Linked DNA regions of Homo sapiens: regions 1, 2, 3, 4, 5 and 7 are each linked to region 6. Evidence: chromatin contacts called from ENCODE Hi-C or POLR2A ChIA-PET data. All regions are on one chromosome and are shown on one strand. Each heading gives the region's core, a stretch centred on a gene start or an enhancer-like site at or near the end of the contact. The rest is flanking DNA. Distances are from core to core; before and after follow the strand shown. Region 1 holds the start of RABL3 (RAB, member of RAS oncogene family like 3). Region 2 holds the start of NDUFB4 (NADH:ubiquinone oxidoreductase subunit B4). Region 3 holds the start of ALDH1L1-AS1 (ALDH1L1 antisense RNA 1). Region 4 overlaps POLQ (DNA polymerase theta). Region 5 holds the start of OSBPL11 (oxysterol binding protein like 11). Region 6 holds the start of MYLK-AS1 (MYLK antisense RNA 1). Region 7 holds the start of KLF15 (KLF transcription factor 15).

Region 1 (2,837 bases), core at 198-2,697, 2.8 Mb after region 6:
GATCCCAGCCTCACCTCCCTACCCCAGCCCAGACCCACGTGTATTTTAATCATATCAACATTTAAGGACTACTGTGCACCAGGCACGGAGCCAGAGAAACAAAGTTGAAAAGAAGGCACCCTCTGCCCTCTGTCTACCCTGTCAGCCTCATAACCAGCCACACCAGCATATTCTCAATTCCATGAGCCACATGTGCTTTCCCTGCATCCCAAGGCTTTGCACATGCTGTTCCTTCTGCCCCTACAGCTAAGCCCAAACCCCCTTCTCCTAATCATCCTTCAAGTCTCAAATGATATTTCCTCATGGAGGCCTTCCCAGACTCCCCATTAAGTAGCATACAATCATCCCCTTTCACGTGTTCCATGGCTCTTTCCCCCTTCTTGTACTTTCTCCATGTCTATCTCTAAGACCAGACTTCATCTTGTTCACCAATTAATTTCCAGCATCTAGCATAGCCAGACAAGTACTTCCATAAAACTTTCCATATGTCTCCTAGGCACGTTTTGTTCCAACATGGCTCATCTTGCCAGCTTCCCCCTGCTTCACTTCCTCCACTCTTGTTTCCAAGGTAGAATCGGACAGGCTACTGGGCACTCTCTTCTTAAATTTAAAACAGTTTTAAGCGGGAGGTGCGTGGATCAAATTCAGGATGTTAAAAGATTGTACTGACTGCAGAGTGGAGAAAAAAACAAGAAAAGTGGATGCGAAGAGACCAGTTAGATTACTTCAGTAAATCGCCACTCCAGTTCTAGAACAACTTGGGATTCTACACATCTAACTGCGGTGTTGTGTTACCACATTTCATGGCACTTTCCACGCCTTCACACACACAGCGGCAAACTACCGCGAAACCTCCGGACCCAGCTGCCCTCCACGAGACGCGTTCGGTGATATGCACTCCTCCCCAATGCGAGACTCCGAGACCCCAAACTCCCTCGGACTCTCCCAGTTGGGTCCAGGGCCACACTCGGCGCAGCCAAGCCCGCCCTACCCGAGGTCGCACACGGGCCGCTCCGGGGTCAATGGTTCTTTGGAGGACCAAGAGGACCAAGGCAACAGGGTAATTCATTAGGGGAGGATAGTTAAGAGGGAGCGAAAGGAAGAAGAAATCATGAAATGCAATGCCCGGCCAGGGAACTCCGAACAAGGAACAGGGAACAAGGTTTACCAAGGCGAATCCTGGAACACTCCCACTACAGCTGCCCCCAGCGCTTCAACTACCGGCTTAAATGAACCACGCCCCTTGCGCGACAAAGAAAACGCACTATTCCTGCGACCAGCTGGGGAAGCACCCCGCTACCTTTTACCAGACCAGCCAATGAGTTCAGTGAAACCTTCGATCAAGACAGTCACGCTCCGAGTGGCCAATGAAATTGAAGGCTCTGCCCTCCATGCCCAACTCTGATTGGCTTACAATCCAGGAACAGGCGTTAACCCAGGGAAGGCAGTGGCAAGATGGCGTCCCTGGATCGGGTGAAGGTACTGGTGTTGGGAGACTCAGGTGAGCGGCTTACCCTACCTCTGGGGCTCCAGACACTTTTGAGTTACCCAGTAACCCTCCCCTTAGCTTCCTTCCCTCAACTTCCTGGCTCCTCGGCCCGTGGCTGAAGTCCCTCCCAGGGCCTGAAGACTACACTTCCCAGGGGACTTTGCTCCGTGTGACGACGCGGTGGCGGCGGCGTCGTCGCGCGGGTGGGGGTCGCGGAGCCCGGGTCTTTTGCCTTCGCGGCTTTCCGCATCGGTCTCCCAGGCGACCCCAGCCTAGAGTGTATTGTCAATTCTTTTATTAAAAAAAAAAAAAAAAAAAGCAGGCATTGAGTATTGTATGGGGTTCTATGTTAAGGGTACAGAAGTTAGTAGGACCGTGCCTTCAAGAGATTTTGTTCATTAAGGAAGTCAAACGTGCACTGAGAAACGTGCACTGAGAAACGTGCACTGGCAAGCGCTTCGCATGTATTAACTCATTTAATTCTGAGACAGTCCTGTTATCCCATTTTACAGATGAGAGTAGTGAGGCAGAGAGATGTAAATGACAGAATCCTTTTGAACGCGGAGTCCACGAACTTAAACGCTAAGTTATAATTATGCAGTGACATATTGGGTAGTGGTCCTGTTTTATTCTTAACTGAGCTTAATTTCCTGGTTCTCGTTTGATCTTCATTGAAAACCTATTATGTCCTAGACTGTACAATAGAGAAATTAAAGTAAGAGTTTTATTCTGAAGCAGCTAGGATTTAACGCTGAGCCCAATTTAATCCTAGTGTTAAATATATATATATTTTTTTAATCTCAGTGGATGCAAAAAGAATTCTTTTGACACCTGGGACATTTGAGAACTACAGCTGGCGTCTGGATTTCCAGCTCCCACCTCACTGCCCTTATCTTTTCTTCCATAATCCCCAATTCAGCTCTCCTTAGTAACTTCAATAAATGCTGACCTTGCATTTTATAGAAGCGCTCCTCTGGAGTTGGCCTAAGAGCATGTGTTGTGAGCAAAGACGTTGTGCTAGATGCTTGGAGGTGGAGAGGCTTGAAAACTTAATAGAAACTAAATAAAATTGTGGGCAGCAAATATAGGTTAAGAATGTTTTCACATTGCCCTGAGGATTATTTGCATTATGAAATATTTTACAGAGAGCATTATTTAATATTCCCCTAAGAAAGTTGCCTTTTGAAACTTAATGAACATAATCACAATTTATGTCGACTTCATTTCTATCAGGTAGCTTGAAGTGGTGCCGAAGTTAATTTAATAAAATCACTCAGTTTTACAGATAAAGTAATTGTGGCCTAAAGGGACTTGGCAAGAGTATCACTGAGTAGAATTTACAATCCAG
Region 2 (2,924 bases), core at 351-2,850, 3.0 Mb after region 6:
AACTACCCTGAGGCATACAGCTAGAAGACAGAAGATCTTGGTTTCAATTTCAGGTCTGACTGAGGCCTTATTCTTTTTTAATGCATCACACTAACACATCAAACCCAATCATGTGAGTTTGTAATAAATGTGTCTCTCTGCACCCTCTTCCCAAGTTAACAAGGTTCTGGCTGGAGACAGTATAACCAACTAGTTAAAAGCAGATGCTGTGGGTTACACAAACCAGGGTTAGAATTTTGCTCTATCACCTACTAAAGAGGTATCTCTGTATGACCTACTTGTCCTTCCCATGTTGTCTTCTCATCTGTAAAATGGGGACAGTAGTAGAGCTTAATCATCCAAATAGTTGTGATATGTAAATAGTACTCAAAAAGAGTTTTAGCACAGTGCCTGGCACATTGTAACTTTCATTCAATCCTCATAACTTCCAAAAATTCCAAAACACCAATGCAACGTGTGGGAAAAGTCCAGTCCTGTTCTGTTAACATCATATTTAACCTACTTAGTTCCTGTATAGAAAACTACCTAATGAAAGCACACCTGTTAATTACCAGTTTACTGGGCATATATTATGTGCTGCGAATGTTACACAGACTGTCTTATTTAACCTCATAATGCACATCATTTATATACGAAACCAGGAAACTATAATTCAGAGGAGTTGAAGTTGCCCAAGGTAACAGAGTTAGCCAATGAGTAGTGCTTTGGGTTCTGACTCCAAAGCCTAGAACTTCAGCAAGCTTCAGGGTCTTTAAAAGATGCAGGTTGAAGGAATCACTGTATTCCCATCAGGAGAGAGCAGTATCCCTATGAGCTGTGAACTGAAAGGTAAACACCAGCTCTTTAAAATTATATATATATATAAAATATATATGCATATATATAGAATATAATATATATGCATATATATAAAATATATATGCATATATATAGAATATAATATATATGCATATATATAGAATATATATATAATATAATATATATATGCATATATATAGAAACATTTTCTGAACACGCCTTACGAACGAGGCACTGTGCTAGGACAGTCACATACTCTATCTCATTTAATCCTAACAGCCTGATAAAAGAGTAAGCACTATATTACGCCCATTTTGCAGACAGAAAATCGAGGATAAGCAGAGTGAATAACGTTCTTAAGGTCACGCAGGCAGGAAGTGATCAAGCCAGGATTCAAACCCAGCCAGGTCTGAGTCCAGAGCCGGTCCTCTCGAGGGCCAAGCTCTGGCAAAGGTAAAAGGGTAGTGAGTTGGCTAGGCCTGGAAGAGGACCTGCGTCTGAGATACTGATCGGGAGCGGTGGCCGACCCTTTGCGTGGTCTCTCTCGGTCTCTCCCAGGACTCGGGCCCTATTCCCGCCTGGGAGGCCCCACACTCACGATGAGCCCTCGGCGGTTGGGATCGTTGTACTGAAGCAGGTACTCTCGTTTCAGCTGGGCTCTTATGGCCAACCGCTCGGCTTGCGCCCGCCGGGTTTCCGGAGATATGTTGTATTCGGCTGGGTCGAGGGTCTCAGGCAGAGTGCGCAGGCTCGACGGCTTATACTTTGGGAACGACATCTTGGCGAACCAGGGCACAATTGCGCCTGCGCGATTCTGAGGCCCTTTGTCTATGCTGACCTTCAGCTTCAGGAAGTGCGCCTGCGCGTTAGCAGAGGTTGGGGATGTCGTTAACAAGGAGCTCCGCCTCTTTCTCCTACCTTCCCGAACACGGCGCGTTCGCTCGGTGATATGCGCATGCGCGAAGTGCTCTTCTCGCAGTGCGCCCTGCCCCACCGCCGCTCCCCACCTACTCATCTGTCACCGCGCTGCTTCTTCCTAGCAGCCTTGTCTCTACTGACATAACCAGGGCTTATTATGTAAAGTTGAGCTGTGTGGGACTGGCTGTGGAGTCAGAAGTCCGGGTTTTCATTGTGGGTCTAACCGTGCTGTGTCACCTTGGATAAGTCACTTAAAGTCTCTGAGTTTCCTTTTCCTTATCCTGGAGATAATGACTCCTGTCCACCTAGCAAAGTTGTTGTGAGGATTAAATAAGCTAACAAATAGATCACAAAGTGCTTTGCAAAACAGAATTCCCTACCCAAGAAGAAGAGAATAAGCTTTTCTGTACTTTACCATGCTAGATTCATACAACATTAAGTGTAAGCTTATTTTTCACAGGTACGAAATAATGATTAATAGGAAAAATGATGTTATAAGAGAAATGTTGCCTGACTGACTATAGAAGGTCAGGAAGAAAATGAGATACTGAATAAAGCTCATGAGAAAACATCTTAGTTAAAATACTAAAACCTCTTGCCTAAAATCCTTAGCACTCTTCAGATGCAAAGAATTAAAAACATCCTTACAGGTATGAAAATACTCATAGGGGCATGTATCTTATTGTAAAAGACGATCTGGGGCGAAAACTGAAGTAATCAGAAACAAAACCTTCTCTGTCCCTACTGTCCTTCCTTCTCCCCAGTTACCAAGGAGAAAAACAACTTCAAGTTTCACAGCAGGGTCTTTGGGTTCCCCTTCTCCTCAGGGGAAAAAATGTAAACAATATTTCCATAACTCGGGCAAAGAAGGATGGATCAAAAGAGAGCCCCAGCTTGGCTGAAACGTCTGGGGGCGCGTAGGTATGTTGGGAAATGGTTGCTAGAAAAGGGACCTAGAAAGTGTTGGCATTTGAAATGATGAGAAGCAGCACTGCTGTCAAATTTATTCAACATTTTAATACTGTTTTAAAATATTTATTAAGCACCCACCGCGTGAAGCACACAGCACACTAGTCAGTGTTAAGTCAATCTTCTAGGCTCAGTGGGGGAAATCCAGACAAAATGGAAGATGGGGTGTTTGCCTTTCGGGAGCTGACAATCAGGCAGTACAGAAAGAATAGGCAGAAATGGTAATATTTCAAAGTAGT
Region 3 (2,700 bases), core at 106-2,605, 2.5 Mb before region 6:
CAGCTCACACTAAACGAAGGACTGTCAACCAAAGGGCGATCTGGGGCTCAGGAGAACTTAACCAGTTCCATCGGGGGAGAAGCTAGAAGTCTGGGAGGCTTCAATGGGCCCCACTGGTATCTTCGCTCCGAGTTCAGGCAACTCCTTTGGGGTCCTGAGTCTTCTCTGAGGCCCCACGCTGGGTGCCAAATTATTGTGGAAGAGTCAAACTCTGTAAAATATTTGAAGAGATTTATTGTGAGCCAAATATGAGTGACCACAGCCAGTGACACAGCCTTCAGGAGGTCTTGAGAACATGTGCCCAAGGAGGTCGGGGTGCAGCTTGGTTTAATACATTCTGAGGAGGCATGAGACTTCAAGTTAAGTTCATTTAAGAAATAAATTTGTTTGATCCAGAAAGGCAGGAAAACTCAAAGAGGGGGAGGGTGGTTCTAGGGTATAGGTCAACTTAAACATTTTCTGGTTGACAATTGGTTGAGTTTGTCCAAAGACCTGGGATTAAAGAAAGGAATGTCTGGGTTAAGAGGTTGTGGAGACCAATGTGTTTTATCACGCAGATGAAGTATTCGGATAGGGTAGCAGGCTTCAGAGAGAAGAGGCTGTAAAATGTTTCTTATCAGACTTAAAGTCTGTGTTGATGTTAATGCAGGAGAGGGATAATGAGGCATGTTCGGCCTCCACTTCCCCTTATGGCCTGAACCAGTTTTTCAGGTTAAATTCTAAAAGTCCTGGCTGAGGAAGAAGTCCATTCGGATGATTTGGTGGTTGGGAACGGGGAGGTGCCTTATCATTTATTTTTTGGTTTAAAATATAATGATATATTTTACCAAGTCTTGTGAACCATCAGGCCTCCCTCAGGCCCGGACTGGGAATTGCCAATTTCGTTAGGTGTGACCGTAATACTATGAGAATGTTTAAAAAAATAGGCCTTACTGATTAAACATACTCGAGTATTTAAAGGAGAATTTATCCACTGGGATGCTTTAAAATTACTCTGGGAAAAAAGGGAAAACGAAAGGCATGTGTGGGGTGAAGCACAGACTTGTCGTTGTTGTTTTTAAAGCAAAAGGCGGGTCCCAAGGGAAGTTGGCTGTCGGTGGGTTCCCGTTCTCCGTACCTTTCTACCTTGACAGCTCCATAATAAAACCTGCAGCCGCATAGGCGCCTCTCCCGTAGCGCTCCCGCGGGGGCGCCAGTGGGGCCCCAGCTGCGAGGAGGGCCCGGGCTCGCGAGACTCGGTCCCCCACTTCCGTCCCCGCGATCCCCGGCTCCCAGCCCCCCGGGCCCCCGGCGGGGCTCTGCGCTGCCGGAGCTTGGGCGTCTGCTGCTGTCCCGGAGCGCCAAGTCGTCCGAGGTCCGGCCGCCCGGCCGGGGCGGGGCCAGGGAGGCCCGGCCTTCCCGCTTCCTGCCTGAGCCGCAGGCCCGCCCCTGCGTCCTCCGCCCGCCTCTTTCCCGCCGCCGCCTGGGAGGGGACCCGGTAAGCGCGGCCCTGTTCCGGGCGGGGTTGGGGCGGAAGGTGGGGTCAGCTGGGGCCCAAGGGGGGTCGGGGAGGCGCGCGGGAGAGGGCGCCCGGGAGTGGGTGCGCGGGAGGCGAGTGAGCCGGGCGCCGGGCCCTGGGGGCTCGGCGGGAGGGGGAGTCAGGTGGGGACCGGGATTTGGGGGACTCGGTGGGGGAAAGGCGCGCGGGAGATGAGGTAAACACGAGGGGTCGGAGGGGCGGCCTGGGGCGGGGTGGGGCCATGCCTGGGGTAGGCCACGCCTCGGGGAGGCCGGGAGAGAACCCAGGCGCTGGGGGTCGCGGGGGAGCCGGCCGGTCCTACCCTTAGGTGTCTGAGGCCGCTCCCCACACCGCTGCGGTGTGCATTCAGCGGCCCTGTCTCCTCCTTCCTGGCCTGCTCAGGGCACGGCTCCTGGTTGGATGTCACACGCGTGACTCCTGCAGCGCCCGCGCGCAGGGACCCCTCGCTGCCTCAGCCAGACCTCCCGCCAGCCTCTACCACAGGCTCAGCCCACTGTCCTGGGTGGGCTCGGTGCAAACCTCTGGTGAAGAAAACCTCCTGGGGGTGCCCAGCCGGGAGTCTGTCTCAGAGTCCCACACTCTCTCCATCCAGGAGAGCCGGTGGGATAGGTCTCTTTAAAATCCCGTTATTTATTTGTTTATTTTTTCCTCTTTCTTCCAGTTTTTTCCATATGACTTTAGTGATCAAATCCCACTTTTTTTTAGAAGGCTTTTTTTACACCAGTGGTTTTCAAACTGTGGTCCCAGGACCAGCAGCACTGCCTTTCCTGAGATCTGCTAGAAATGCGGGTTCCCCAGCCCCACCCTGACCTTCTAAATCCTAAACCTTGGGGGTGGGTCCCCATACTTGTCTTTAGCAGGTCCTCCTCGTGGTTCTGACCATTGATCTGAAACCTTAGGGCTTTGAGGAGTCTGAACTGGGGTTGAGGATGGGCCAGGTGCCCTGTGATGATAATGCATGACTCCATTTAATCTTCACAGCCCTACACAGTAGGTAGTATTACCCCATTTCACAGATTAGGCAACAGAGGTACAGAAAGTTTAATTTTTCCAAGGTCACAGACCTAGAAAGGGGAGGAGCTGGGATTCCAACCTTGGGTTCCGGCTCCAGAACATTCCCACTGAGGCGAGGTCCCCTGTGAAGGTGGGGAGGGGTGAAGCCCAGAGGTCCTGGCGGCCTC
Region 4 (2,700 bases), core at 158-2,657, 2.2 Mb after region 6:
GCATAATCTGTACCACTAGATCCAGCTAATGAGGAAATAGTAACTAAGTCTAGTATATATTTTGGAGTTATGGCTACTGGAAGGTATGGATTATCTCCACAGAAAAACGTACAGACATAGACTCTTACATATAACTGCAAGGGGTTTATGTACTCTCTGAAGTCCACTTTGGGAGCCTAGGTTTTACAATTACTTGTTTGGAGTGTGTACGGTTCAATTGGGGAAGCACCAGTTCTATCACGATGACACTTCTGGCCATAAAAAGACATGAGGGAGTGTCCCCCTTAAGAAACAGTGCCTAACAATATTAGTTTGCTTTCCTGGGGCAGGAATCAGGCCCCATACCTCCCTGGTGCTATTACTCAGATGGTGGTTGGGGGACTCCATGGATAGAGAAAATGTTAGTTATTCATGAGAAATAAGTTGGACTAGAGCTTGGAGCAGAGTTCCTCACACCCCATTTACTGACTTCTTTGGGAGACTCCTTCTTTCTAGGAGGAAGTTTGTGAGTTTATACCGGATACTTAGGGTAGGTAGCGACCAGCAAGTAGTTATTTTCCTGATAGTTCTTATTCTTGTGTGTTTTAATCTTCTCATTAAAATTCCTCAGAGTTACTCAGAATCTCTAAAAACATTCTCCTATGACTTAGCGACATGCTGATCAGTTTTGCTCCTTTTTCATGAAGTAGGATTGTCACGAAAGAGAAAACTGCAAGGGATGTTCTGCCCAATCAGAGGAGGCTTCTTCATCCTTCAACTCCATGATGAACTCCTATATGAAGTGGCAGAAGAAGATGTTGTTCAGGTATTTTTGCAATGCTTGTGTCCATTCCATAGGAAGACAAGACACTGTATTGTCAGGCCGACAGCTTTGTTTCCTGTGCATGAGGATTTTGGAACTCTACCCTAGCCCTGGGATGGCTGTATAAATATTGAGTCCTTACAGGTAGAAAAGGAGCTAAGAGTGTTCCGTTTTGTACTAGTTCTTAATAAGTGAAGAATTGCCAATGCAAGATGTTTTTGTCTTGGAGGAATTAAACAAAAATTTGGAGTCTTTCCCTTAGGGTTTCTAAGCTCCAAGCATTCTAGCAAAAACTTTCAGAAATTCCTGCTCATCAGTGAAGAAGAGTATGAGATGTCTTTTTATTTATTCATTTATTTATTTTATTTTTTATTTTTTCTGATTTAGCATTTTAAGCACCATTGGGTGAAGAGCTCCAGTCTGGTTTATAACTTTCTCAGGGGATGGTTTGGGAAACATTCTTTGACTGGGCAGTTTGTTAACTACATTTTTTTTTTCCTTAGGTAGCTCAGATTGTCAAGAATGAAATGGAAAGTGCTGTAAAACTGTCTGTGAAATTGAAAGTGAAAGTGAAAATAGGCGCCAGCTGGGGAGAGCTAAAGGACTTTGATGTGTAACTGTGCTGTTGATGAAGTCCTCCCAGGGAAGCCTGTGCAGATGCAGTCACCTGGAAAGAACAGAGATTACCCTTTCACCTACCTCAGCAAAACAAACTTTCAAGTCTTGATAGACTTAGCCTAGTAATTTTATAGTGAGAGTTTCAAACTATATATCAGTGTCTATAGCATCAAAAACTTCTGGGGGCGTGGGGGAAGTAGAATACCAAGTATAATAGTTACATTCACTTTCAAAGAGCATCTATGAATTTGCCTTTTGTAACTTACTGTGGCTTTAAACATATTCAGAACAGATGCTTGAAATATGCACTTAGCACTTTGGTTCCACATCTGTCTGGGTAAACCATGAAGAAAATGAAGCTGCTGCCTCAATCGACCCAGACAGCAGCCATAGGCAGATAAAGATTTGGTTTCACCCTGGTGGTGGTAGGCATCGTGTGTGACTTTTTTTCCTCTAATATCAATTTTACAGTACGGAAATAGTATTTTAAAATAGTATTGGCTAATAAATTATGAATTCTATAAAGTAGTAAGACTTGGTATGGTTGGAGTGTAGGAATGAATATTCATGAAATGTTTCTTATTGCTTTTCCTTCCCTAATTCATACAATGAATGTATTTGGAATACTTACATATTATAAAATAAACTATACCTCTTCAAGAGGTATCCTGTTCTGTAAGATCAGATGTTTTTATTGCAGGTCAATATAATACTGCCAGAGACAGAAAATACCCCCTTATCAGTCCCTTAGTGCCTCTTTCTGTTTGTGGCATGGTGAGAAAACCCATGCTGAAAAGATTGTACTTTGTGATCCCAATCAGAGGGATGGAGCTAATCTTTTTGCTGTTGAAATAAAATGAATTTATGAGAAACTTTATATCAACAATTGTTTTGTTAAAAATTATAGTTGGTCTAAGAGTGTCCCTTATTTAGTTACTCCATAGCTTGTTCATAGGAAACACTGATTATATTCTTAATCAGTTACCAGAAGAGCTCTTTTATGTTTATTAATCAGAATAATGAAAAAAGATAGTTGCTTTATAAAATGTAATGCATTATCAGTAGTTGGGTATTAATGCATAAGAGACTTAGACATAGTTTTTTTGGGGTGGCAGGGTGAGAAAGGCAGAGATGGCAGCAGTAAGAGGGAAGAATATCATTATTTCTTTTTCCATATTTACCTGTACTATGTTTCTCAGAAGCTGAAGTGCTGTCAGTATTCTGGTAGGCTTGAAAGATCTGGCACAAGAGAAAGCTCAATCTGTTTACCTGTGAGTGTT
Region 5 (2,703 bases), core at 120-2,619, 2.0 Mb before region 6:
CAGGCCCAGGCCTGGTTTCCGGCCTGGCGCTGGGCTGCCTGTCTTTGGTTTTACTTCCTTGCTGTTTCTTTTTTTCTTAAAACAGGTACTGAGTATAAAACAATATGAGAGGGTCTCTCTCCTTCCTCAGGCTCACTGCAACGTCCGCCTCCCAGGCTCAAGTGATTCTTCTGTCTCAGCCTCTTAAGTAGCTGGGATTACGGGCACGCACCACCATGCCCGGTTAATTTTTGTATTTTTAGTTGAGAATGGGTTTCACCATGTTGGCCAGGCTGGTCTCGAACTCCTGACCTCAAGTGATCCGCCCACCTCGGCCTCCCAAAGTGCTGGGATTACAGGCGTGAGCCACTGTGCCCAGCCTCAAGTCATGTTATTATAAACTAAAATTAGCAATTAGGAGAGACTTTAGAAATCTACCCATGCACTCTTGTTTTACAAATCCAAAACCAAGGCCTAAACAAGGTGAAAGATTTGTCTGGGGTCTGGAAGAGTACCTAGCTCTGTTCTGAGATCTCTAATTTCCATGACAGCTTCTTTTTAATTTATAATAATGATTGGCTTTACTCCAATGTCATGCTTGCCCCCCCCCCACCCCAAGTAACTAAAACGTACAGATGTTTGCTTCGTTCTTGTACTTTCTTATTTTTGTAAGCTTTCTTCCTAAAATGCCTGGAACGGCCCCTCAAATGGAAGGCTAGGACGTGGTTAGGAAGGCGGGCACTCGGCCGGGCGCGGTGGCTCACGCCTGTAATCCCAGCACTTTGGGAGGCCGAGGCGGGCGGATCACGAGGTCAGGAGATCGAGACCATCCCGGCTAAAACGGTGAAACCCCGTCTCTACTAAAAATACAAAAAACTAGCCGGGCGTAGTGGCGGGTGCCTGTAGTCCCAGCTACTTGGGAGGCTGAGGCAGGAGAATGGCGTGAATCCGGGAGGCGGAGCTTGCAGTGAGCCGAGATCGCGCCACTGCACTCCAGCCTGGGCGACAGAGCGAGACTCCGTCTCAAAAAAAAAAAAAAAAAAAAGGAAGGCGGGCACTCACACACCAGAAGGGAACTCTCTAGTGCTGCTGGCTCCTTTGTTTCTTCCTCCTTCACTGTCCGGGTTCCTCGTTCCGTTGCGGCGCCCTCCCTCGCCCTCCCTCGCCCATCAGCCAGTCGCCCAGCTACCAGCTCCCAGAGCCTCCGCCTCCTTCAGGGACCCGCCGCCCTGACCCAAGATGGCGCCAGACGCTTCGGCTGTGAGGGAAGTGAGCTCACGCTACTCCGGAAGGGAAGGCGGGAAGGGAGCAGGGGGCGGGGGGTGGCTGACCCGCTGTGGGGCTGTGGGGCTGTGGGGCTGTGGGTGGGGCGGCGGCCGCGGCCCTGGCATTCGCGCTTGGGTCTGGAGATAGCGCGAGAGACTCACCGGCTCCTGGGAACCCAGTCGAGGGCCCGGGCCAGGGGCATAAGAGGAAGTTGTCCCGAGTGGCTCGCCTCTGGCCCTGGGAGAGGCGGCCCCGGGAGCCGGCGTCCCGCCCCCGGCGGCCTCATTCCCCGACCCTCCTCCCCGGCTGCGCGCGCCGGCCCTGGCTGTATCTCGGGGGCTGCGGCGGGAACTGCCGAGCGGGCTTGACTGGACGCACTGCCTGAGGACCTGCGGAGGAGACGAGGGAGCGCGGCGGGTCAGCCCCGAGGTTAGGCCGCGGGTCCCCTGTCCGTGGCGCTCCGTCCTTTTCCCAGCCGTCTTGGCTACAGAATCTGCGACCTCCCCACACTCCTTCTCTTTTGAGTATGTCACTTAAGTCTTCTCGCCGGATGCTTTTTCCTCCTTGCTTTTGCCGGAAAGGAGAGAGATACATGTGAAGGATATCTGTCCTCGTTGCTTCCCCTGCCCTCTCAAAAGTTTAACTTCTGTGGGAATGTGTATCTTCCTTTTCTGGACCATTTGACAGTCCCGCCCCAGCCGCCGTGTGATTTAGCAACCGGTATCATATTCAGATCAAATCTTAAAAAAAAAAAGTCACCTACAGAACTACAGAATTGTTCTCTCCCGCTCAAGAAGGGCAAGTGGACTTTGGCGTTAAGATGCAGGGGGGTGAACCAGTGTCCACAATGAAAGTCTCGGAGAGCGAAGGAAAGCTGGAGGGCCAGGCCACAGCGGTGACCCCGAACAAGAACAGCAGCTGTGGAGGTGGAATCAGTAGCAGCAGCAGCAGCCGCGGTGGCAGTGCAAAAGGCTGGCAGTACAGGTATGCTCCTTTCTCCAAAATTATTTCCCGAGGTGGAGGTAGGGGTGAATATGCCCTGGAGGCTGCATCCCGCAATTGTTGAAAGATAAAAGTTTTTTCACTGGCTTCCAGAAGCTACTGATACATCTCGTTTGGATCTGGGACCTCGCCTAAAAGATTTAATCCATTCATTTGTTCATTCAACAGGTATTTATGGAAGGCCTTTTGAGGAACACAGAAATGTATCCCTGAACTTCCTCTACAGTCAGAGAGTTAATGCTTCCTCAGATTTAATTCTGTACTCACTTCTGCTTTTGCCTATGTTGCAATTTATTTACAAGCCAGCTTTCTCTGATAGACTGCGAGGGCAGGAACTGTTTAACTCAGCTTTCTCGAGAGGGTAGCAAATACTGGTGCTCAAAACTTACTTGTCCAGAGCTTCTCCAGAATCAGAAAAGATTCTTGCCCTGAAGGTATTTGTGACTTGGAAAGGGG
Region 6 (2,700 bases), core at 139-2,638:
GCTTGAATAAACTTCCTTTAAACTAGATTCTTACCTTTTTTATTATTTTAGGTTGACAACTCTCAAATTTATATCTCTAGCCCATTGGACTTCCTTCCCGAACCTCAGGGTCTAAATTTAATTGTCTATCCAGCCTCTCCACTTGGATGTTTAATAAGGATTTCAAATTCAACATATAAAAAACAAAATTCCCGACTTCCGCCTTAAAAATGGTTTCTTACAAGTTGCTCAAAACGCCTTTGACCTCACACTCCAAAACTAACATATCCACAAATCTTATAATTCTACTTCTAAAATACGCACAGAATTCATTGTTGTTTTCATCACCTCGATTTCCACCACTCTGGCCCACACCACTATCACCATGGCTGGATTATTGTAATAACTTCCTGATACCACTTTTCACCAACTAATACGAGCATTTTCGTCTGGTTCCCTCAGGGGTCCTTAAGCCCCAGGCTGCGGATAGAACCAATCCCTGGCCTGTTAGGAACCAGGAGGCACAGCAGGAGGTGAGCAGCAAGCAAGGGAGCATTACCTCCTGAGCTCCGCCTCCCTCAGATCAGCGGTGGCATCAGATTCTCATAGGAGCGGGGAACCTATTGTGAACTGCGCATTGGAGGGATCTAAGTTGTGTGCTCCTTATGAGAATCTAATGATAAATGTAATGCCTTTGAATCATCCTGAAACCATCATCCACCCCCCCACCACGAAACCGGTCCCTGTTGACCAAAAGGTTGGGGGCCGCTGCTCTATATAATCCCTGGGAGACTGACGACTTTGTCTCTTTCACTTAGTGCCATGAACTCCAGGGCAACTTTGTGGACGCTCCATAAACACTTGCTGGAATGAACCCATAAATATTTTATACTACCACATATACAGTAATACATTTAAGGAGCTGCTTGGGTGTGTAAAAAATTGCAGGGGACGTTTACAAATAAAGAACCTCCTGAAACAAAGCAATGAATGGAAAGTGGGATCAGCTGGTTGAAGCAATGCCCACAAGCTGCTCCAGCTTCCCAAAGCAGAGAGGTTTTCCACCTAAGCCAACATCCTTTTATTTTTAGTCACTATAGCTATAAATCTACTCCCTTACCCCGCACCTCACTCTCAGCCGACAGCCCAATGGGCTTATCCTCCTCTCGCCCTCACGATGAGCGAGTCCACGCGGTCTCAGGCTGGAAGATGCACTTGAACACCAGCCAAGCACTCACGGACGACACTGGATTCTAGGCCGCCTGGGCTTCTCCACTGTACTAGGAATGTAAAATCAAAAGTCAGAAAGAAAACTTCGGAGGTGGAATCTCCAACCCGGCAACGGGTTAGGAAGCAAAGCGCACCTACCAAAGGGCTGGTCCCTGCAGCCTCAAGGGCTGATGGGAAGTGAATCCACCGTCAACCGCCCTGATCCAAAATGGCAGGATACCGGAGCAATAGTGTTCAGGTGTGAAGATAGGGCAATTGAAGAAGGGAGAACGAAAGCATAATTGTTTTGATTCAACATGGAAGCAGTGATTATAGGAGGGCGAATAGCGAGGGACGACGCAACATCCAGCTGGCAGAAGCAGCGGGCCTGGAGAGGGTGGCTACATTGAACTAATCCAAGATGGCGCCGAGGTTGTAACCGGGAGCGCCCAAGAGGCGGGAATTACCCTGATCCAAGATGGCAGTGGCAACTGAGGCAAGCCGAAAGACGGGAGCGCCAGGAGCGTCTTTGCCCTCAGCCAAGATGGCGGCTGCCGTGGACCCTGTCCCGGCTCCGCCCCGCGGCCCTGGCCCCGCCTGCCCCTCGTCCCTTCCTCCGCCCCCTCTCCTCGCGTAGTCCGGCCCGAGCCGCTCGCGCTAGGAGAGCGGGCTTCGGGCACTTGACATGGCGGCAGTGGCGGCGACTGCAGCAGCGAAGGGGAATGGGGGCGGCGGTGGCAGGGCCGGGGCCGGGGACGCCAGCGGCACGCGGAAGAAGAAGGGCCCGGGGCCCCTGGCCACGGCGTACCTGGTCATCTACAATGTGGTGATGACAGCCGGGTGAGGCTGGGGCTCGGGGAGGCGGGGAGCCAGCGCGGCCGGGGAGGGAGCCCTGCGGCCAGCGGCGGGGCGGATAGGATCGGCGCGGCCCGCCGCAGGCAGTGCATTCCCGGCGGGGGGTGCCCGGGACCCGGTACCTGGGCGCTGAGGGCGGCCGAGCGCTGAATCGGCCCCGGTGGCTGCCCGCGAGCTCCCTCCTGCGCTGGGGGTCGAGCCAAGTTCCCAGGCACTGGGGCGCGGGGACGGCTGCCGGGCGCTGGCTCGCGAGGGCCGCGGGAGGAAAGGTGGGGCTGGCCACAGGTGCGGGGCCGGGGGCAGCGGCCGGACTACCTGCGGCGCGGAGCCCGTCCTGGGCGGCCAGATTCGGATGTTGAACGGCGCCAGCATGGGGAGTGGAGGAGCTGTGGCTGCAGAGTGACCATTCATTTGGGCGGCTGTTTTCAAAATCTGGGCTGCGCTTTAATCTGAAAGGTATTGGGAAAGCGTTCAAAGTTTTTGGCCAGCGACATGAGCAGAGCTAGGCTTTAGATGAGTTTAGACTTTTAGGATGGGTTGGGGTGGGGAAGAAACTGGGGAGTAGAAGGCAGAGTTACTGGAAAGGGGGAGAATGGACCCTCGAAACGGTTTTACCCATCTTCTGTCTCTTTCATTTCAGTGCATCCCTTATCCCGG
Region 7 (2,810 bases), core at 188-2,687, 2.8 Mb before region 6:
AGGAATACAGGCCTCTATCTCTTCTCTTATGAAAATGGACAAATTCCACTGTTCTGCCCAGGCTAGCCAGGGCTGCTGTAATGCCAGAGTGGTCATTCCAACTTCTGTGAACTAGAAAGCCTCTCACCATCCTCAACACAAATGTCCTTAAAGCCCTCTGGCAACGCATTGGTTTGGCTCCTAGTGGCAGCAGCAGCTGAATCCCTGGCACTGACCTGGTGCACAGTGTCCCCAGATCCCTGGTCAAGCAAGCCTAGACCTATAGCATTCCAGAGAGCCTGGAAAGGGTATGGTTAAAAATTCCTGTTCTAGCAATGTCTTCAAGAAGAAGCAGGAGAAAATGCTCCCCACCTCCCAGTGCCAGGAGGGGAGAGGAAGGAAGCTCAGTAGGACAGCTCTGCACAGGTGGCCTGGGGGTGTCTGCAAGATGACCTGGCTCTACCTCTCTACCTGCTCCTTCCCAGCTGTGGGGCTGGGGAGGGCTGGTGCCCTCTCTGAGTCGGTTTCTTCATCTGTAAAGTGCTTGGCTGAGGATCCAGCTGGAGTGTGGATTAAAGGGCACAGCAGGGTGCCTAGCACCGTCAGCCCACGTGTTTTTCTTGGGCAAGCCACTCTGAGCCTTACTCTTCCTGTCTCTAAGCGGGAACCCAAATGCGAGCCAGGATTGCTGCGGACTAAAGCAGTCTACGAACGCTTTTGTAGACTGCGAAGCATTGTTTGGTCTTCAGAAAGGTGCCCCAGAGACAAGGTGTCATTGGTTTCAGGTGGGGGGGGGGGGGGCCGGTCAGCAAACCTCCTTAGTCCTGGAGGGCAGGGTGGCAGCGCAGAGCGCGCGCAATTTCCGGAGGGTAACTGATTGTCCTGCTGAAAGCCCAATACCGTATTTATCCAAAAATACGTCCTTCTAGGCAAGTGATTTATCTGACACTCAGCGGGGGACAGAGCTGCTTGTACCGCGCTGGGGATGAAGGTGGGGACGTGGGCCAGACCGGGCCAGACAGGCTCCCCAGCGCTTCCCGCTCAATCACGCAGACTGCACTTTGGGGCGATCTCAGAGCTTTTCTTAAGTCTTCAGGCCAGTCTCACGTTCTCACCTTGGGAACCGAGCTTTAGAAGCCGGCCCTCGTGGACGCCGCGAGACAGCGGCGAGAGGTGGGAAGCAAGGAGGTGGCTGCGGGCCAGGGACCAGGCAGCGTGTTGGGGGGCGTGCGCGTCTGGCAGCTCCGGGATCCCCGAGCATCCGCCGCTCAAGTCCGGGAGCCGCGCGGGCGGGCCGGGGCGGGGCCAGGGCGGGGCCAGGGCGGGGCGGGACGTGTGACGCGCAGCGCGGGCCAATGGGGCGCGCGCCCGGGGCCGAGCCTCCTGCGAGCCTTCGCGGCGCCCGCTGCGTCACGTGAGCGGCGGGGAGTGAGTGCCCAGCGAGCTGCGGGCGGGCTAGTGCTCCGCCGCAGCGACCCGCGGGCCGGCGGGCGATCGAGCCAGCGCAGGACCCGCGGCTCGGCCCCCGGCCGCCGCCGGACCGAGAGTCTAGCCGCCGCCCCCAGCCCAGCCCGCCCGGCCGCAGGACCGCCGGGGCCTGGCCGCCGGTCCGGCGTGCGCCAAGTTCAGGTGGGAGAGGCGCGGCGGGGCCGGCCGGCCGCGTGGACGCGGCCCCGGGTGATCAGAGGGCTGGCCGGCCTCGGGGCGCGTGGCCGTGCTCCCGCGCAGCTCTCGGAGGCACCGCGCGAGTGCTGGAGGAATGTCGGAGGAGCGGGATGGGCCCCCGCGGAGGTGGGCAGGGGTCGGACTGGCCCGGGGGAGGTGACCCCCCCCGCCCCGGTCGCCCACCAGCACTTTGCTGAGGCCCGCGCCGCCGCCTCGGTGCCTGGCCGGGCGATTCCGTGGCGCGCCTTGCGGGCCGGCCCTCCCATATGGTGGGCACCGGCGCGGCCTGGTGAGAGGAGGGGGAGAGCGGACGCGCTGGCCAGCCCGGGGTTGGGGGGCGGAGGGGCTGGAGACGGAGGGGTTACTGTCGGTCACCGCAGCAGTGTCGGGGGCAAGGGGGGGGCGTGGGACGAGGGCATGGTGCCCAGCGGGCAGCGGTCCAGGACTCTAGAAGGGGTCTGAGCCGGCTCTCTTCATTTCCCACGCACGTTTCCCCTCACCCGCCGGCACCCACGGCGGCTCCACGCGCGAGTCCTTCGCGGACAGCCTCCCGCACAGCCACAGCGGCTGCCGCGCACCACGCCCCGCACACGCAGTCACACGACAGGAACTCACACCCCTTCACGCACACCCGCACCGTTCACGCGTCTCACTCCACGCTGAGTCCCCGTCCGCTCAGACCGAACATTACCAAAGCCATGGCCTGACCGAGGGATGGCGGCGGCGGGGCAGAGAGGCCGTCCCCATCCCATATGGTGGTCCGGTTCACTCTTCCCTCCCCGCCTTGGTGTTACTCATGGAACCCCCCTCTCACGGAGGGCACAGAGGGGCTGTTTTCTCCCACGGCCCTCGGAGGTGACAAAATCAACAATTGTTTGAGAGCCTCAAATCTCCTTCCCCCTGTCCCCCCGGACCAGGTGGCCCCTGGGGAGACCCTGCCGCCCTACAGGTGTGAGGACGCCCGGACTCTGCGACTTTGGGGCCTGCGGGCGGCTCAGGGACCGGAGACTCTTATTTTGAAGGACAGCCCCCGCCGCCACCCCCGTGATTTGCACGCTGACCCAATGGCAAGCCCTTGGCCGGCGCTGGGCTTGTTATCAATTACATGTTGTTCCTGCAGCCGCTGTGTCCCCGGGAGGATAAACAGCAGGCCTGGCCGGGCCAGG

The links. Hi-C counts contacts between places; a loop is a spot of excess contacts on that map. ChIA-PET counts read pairs that join two places held with the same protein, here RNA polymerase II (POLR2A). Pooled maps may share reads with other maps.
Region 1: a loop to region 6 is called in a map of CD8-positive, alpha-beta T cell, with 12 times the contacts of the local background. The contact joins the promoter of RABL3 here to the promoter of MYLK-AS1 in region 6. A Hi-C loop is called at or near these places in 2 of 168 maps with a recorded cell type or tissue (CD8-positive, alpha-beta T cell and naive thymus-derived CD4-positive, alpha-beta T cell) and 10 of 50 pooled maps.
Region 2: a map of CD8-positive, alpha-beta T cell shows a loop between it and region 6 (35-fold over the local background). The contact joins the promoter of NDUFB4 here to the promoter of MYLK-AS1 in region 6. A Hi-C loop is called at or near these places in 4 of 168 maps with a recorded cell type or tissue (B cell, CD4-positive, alpha-beta T cell, CD8-positive, alpha-beta T cell and 1 more) and 9 of 50 pooled maps.
Region 3: a map of CD8-positive, alpha-beta T cell shows a loop between it and region 6 (27-fold over the local background). The contact joins the promoter of ALDH1L1-AS1 here to the promoter of MYLK-AS1 in region 6. A Hi-C loop is called at or near these places in 6 of 168 maps with a recorded cell type or tissue (B cell, CD4-positive, alpha-beta memory T cell, CD8-positive, alpha-beta T cell and 1 more), 2 of 37 single-sample maps with no recorded cell type and 10 of 50 pooled maps. POLR2A ChIA-PET finds 5 or more read pairs at or near these places in 1 of 52 experiments (OCI-LY7).
Region 4: a map of naive thymus-derived CD4-positive, alpha-beta T cell shows a loop between it and region 6 (21-fold over the local background). The contact joins the enhancer-like site here to the promoter of MYLK-AS1 in region 6. A Hi-C loop is called at or near these places in 2 of 168 maps with a recorded cell type or tissue (CD4-positive, alpha-beta memory T cell and naive thymus-derived CD4-positive, alpha-beta T cell) and 7 of 50 pooled maps.
Region 5: a loop to region 6 is called in a map of CD8-positive, alpha-beta T cell, with 39 times the contacts of the local background. The contact joins the promoter of OSBPL11 here to the promoter of MYLK-AS1 in region 6. A Hi-C loop is called at or near these places in 5 of 168 maps with a recorded cell type or tissue (CD4-positive, alpha-beta T cell, CD8-positive, alpha-beta T cell, OCI-LY7 and 1 more), 9 of 37 single-sample maps with no recorded cell type and 24 of 50 pooled maps. POLR2A ChIA-PET finds 5 or more read pairs at or near these places in 3 of 52 experiments (CD8-positive, alpha-beta T cell, WTC11 and activated T-cell).
Region 7: a map of B cell shows a loop between it and region 6 (24-fold over the local background). The contact joins the promoter of KLF15 here to the promoter of MYLK-AS1 in region 6. A Hi-C loop is called at or near these places in 1 of 168 maps with a recorded cell type or tissue (B cell) and 5 of 50 pooled maps. POLR2A ChIA-PET finds 5 or more read pairs at or near these places in 1 of 52 experiments (activated CD4-positive, alpha-beta T cell).

The regions. Positions count from the first base shown.
Region 1 is chr3:120,741,126-120,743,962 of GRCh38, reverse strand. RABL3 (RAB, member of RAS oncogene family like 3) reads left to right here and starts at 1,447. Exons shown (of 8, transcript NM_173825.5): 1 at 1,447-1,501. The coding sequence starts at 1,456. GTF2E1 (general transcription factor IIE subunit 1) reads right to left here and starts at 1,219. Exons shown (of 5, transcript NM_005513.3): 1 at 1,169-1,219. RefSeq lists enhancers at 1,167-1,286, 1,167-1,461, 909-1,547, 1,427-1,716, 1,548-2,186.
Region 2 is chr3:120,595,012-120,597,935 of GRCh38, reverse strand. NDUFB4 (NADH:ubiquinone oxidoreductase subunit B4) reads right to left here and starts at 1,600. Exons shown (of 3, transcript NM_004547.6): 1 at 1,397-1,600. The coding sequence starts at 1,576. RefSeq lists enhancers at 80-149, 1,190-1,529.
Region 3 is chr3:126,082,870-126,085,569 of GRCh38, reverse strand. It overlaps ALDH1L1-AS1 (ALDH1L1 antisense RNA 1), which reads right to left and starts at 1,355. Exons shown (of 8, transcript NR_190231.1): 1 at 1,118-1,355. SLC41A3 (solute carrier family 41 member 3) reads left to right here and starts at 1,446. Exons shown (of 11, transcript NM_017836.4): 1 at 1,446-1,477. RefSeq lists silencers at 1,099-1,648, 1,689-1,798.
Region 4 is chr3:121,431,023-121,433,722 of GRCh38, reverse strand. It overlaps POLQ (DNA polymerase theta), which reads left to right. Exons shown (of 30, transcript NM_199420.4): 29 at 690-805; 30 at 1,306-2,292. The coding sequence ends at 1,419. Among named protein-coding and RNA genes, the nearest start is that of POLQ, 110 kb to the left of the region's middle. RefSeq lists an enhancer at 1,415-1,464. Within about 2 kb of position 1,407, at least 3 of the 41 ENCODE cell types and tissues checked have a DNase peak (open chromatin) inside an H3K27ac peak, as active enhancers do.
Region 5 is chr3:125,594,163-125,596,865 of GRCh38, reverse strand. OSBPL11 (oxysterol binding protein like 11) reads left to right here and starts at 1,369. Exons shown (of 13, transcript NM_022776.5): 1 at 1,369-2,229. The coding sequence starts at 2,066. RefSeq lists a silencer at 1,252-1,661 and an enhancer at 1,762-1,821.
Region 6 is chr3:123,584,201-123,586,900 of GRCh38, reverse strand. MYLK-AS1 (MYLK antisense RNA 1) reads right to left here and starts at 1,388. Exons shown (of 4, transcript NR_121654.1): 1 at 1,348-1,388; 2 at 1,100-1,254. HACD2 (3-hydroxyacyl-CoA dehydratase 2) reads left to right here and starts at 1,848. Exons shown (of 7, transcript NM_198402.5): 1 at 1,848-2,028. The coding sequence starts at 1,874. RefSeq lists an enhancer at 1,364-1,663 and silencers at 1,724-2,333, 2,344-2,523.
Region 7 is chr3:126,356,035-126,358,844 of GRCh38, reverse strand. It overlaps KLF15 (KLF transcription factor 15), which reads left to right and starts at 1,437. Exons shown (of 3, transcript NM_014079.4): 1 at 1,437-1,608. RefSeq lists a silencer at 1,258-1,477 and enhancers at 1,376-2,135, 2,136-2,810.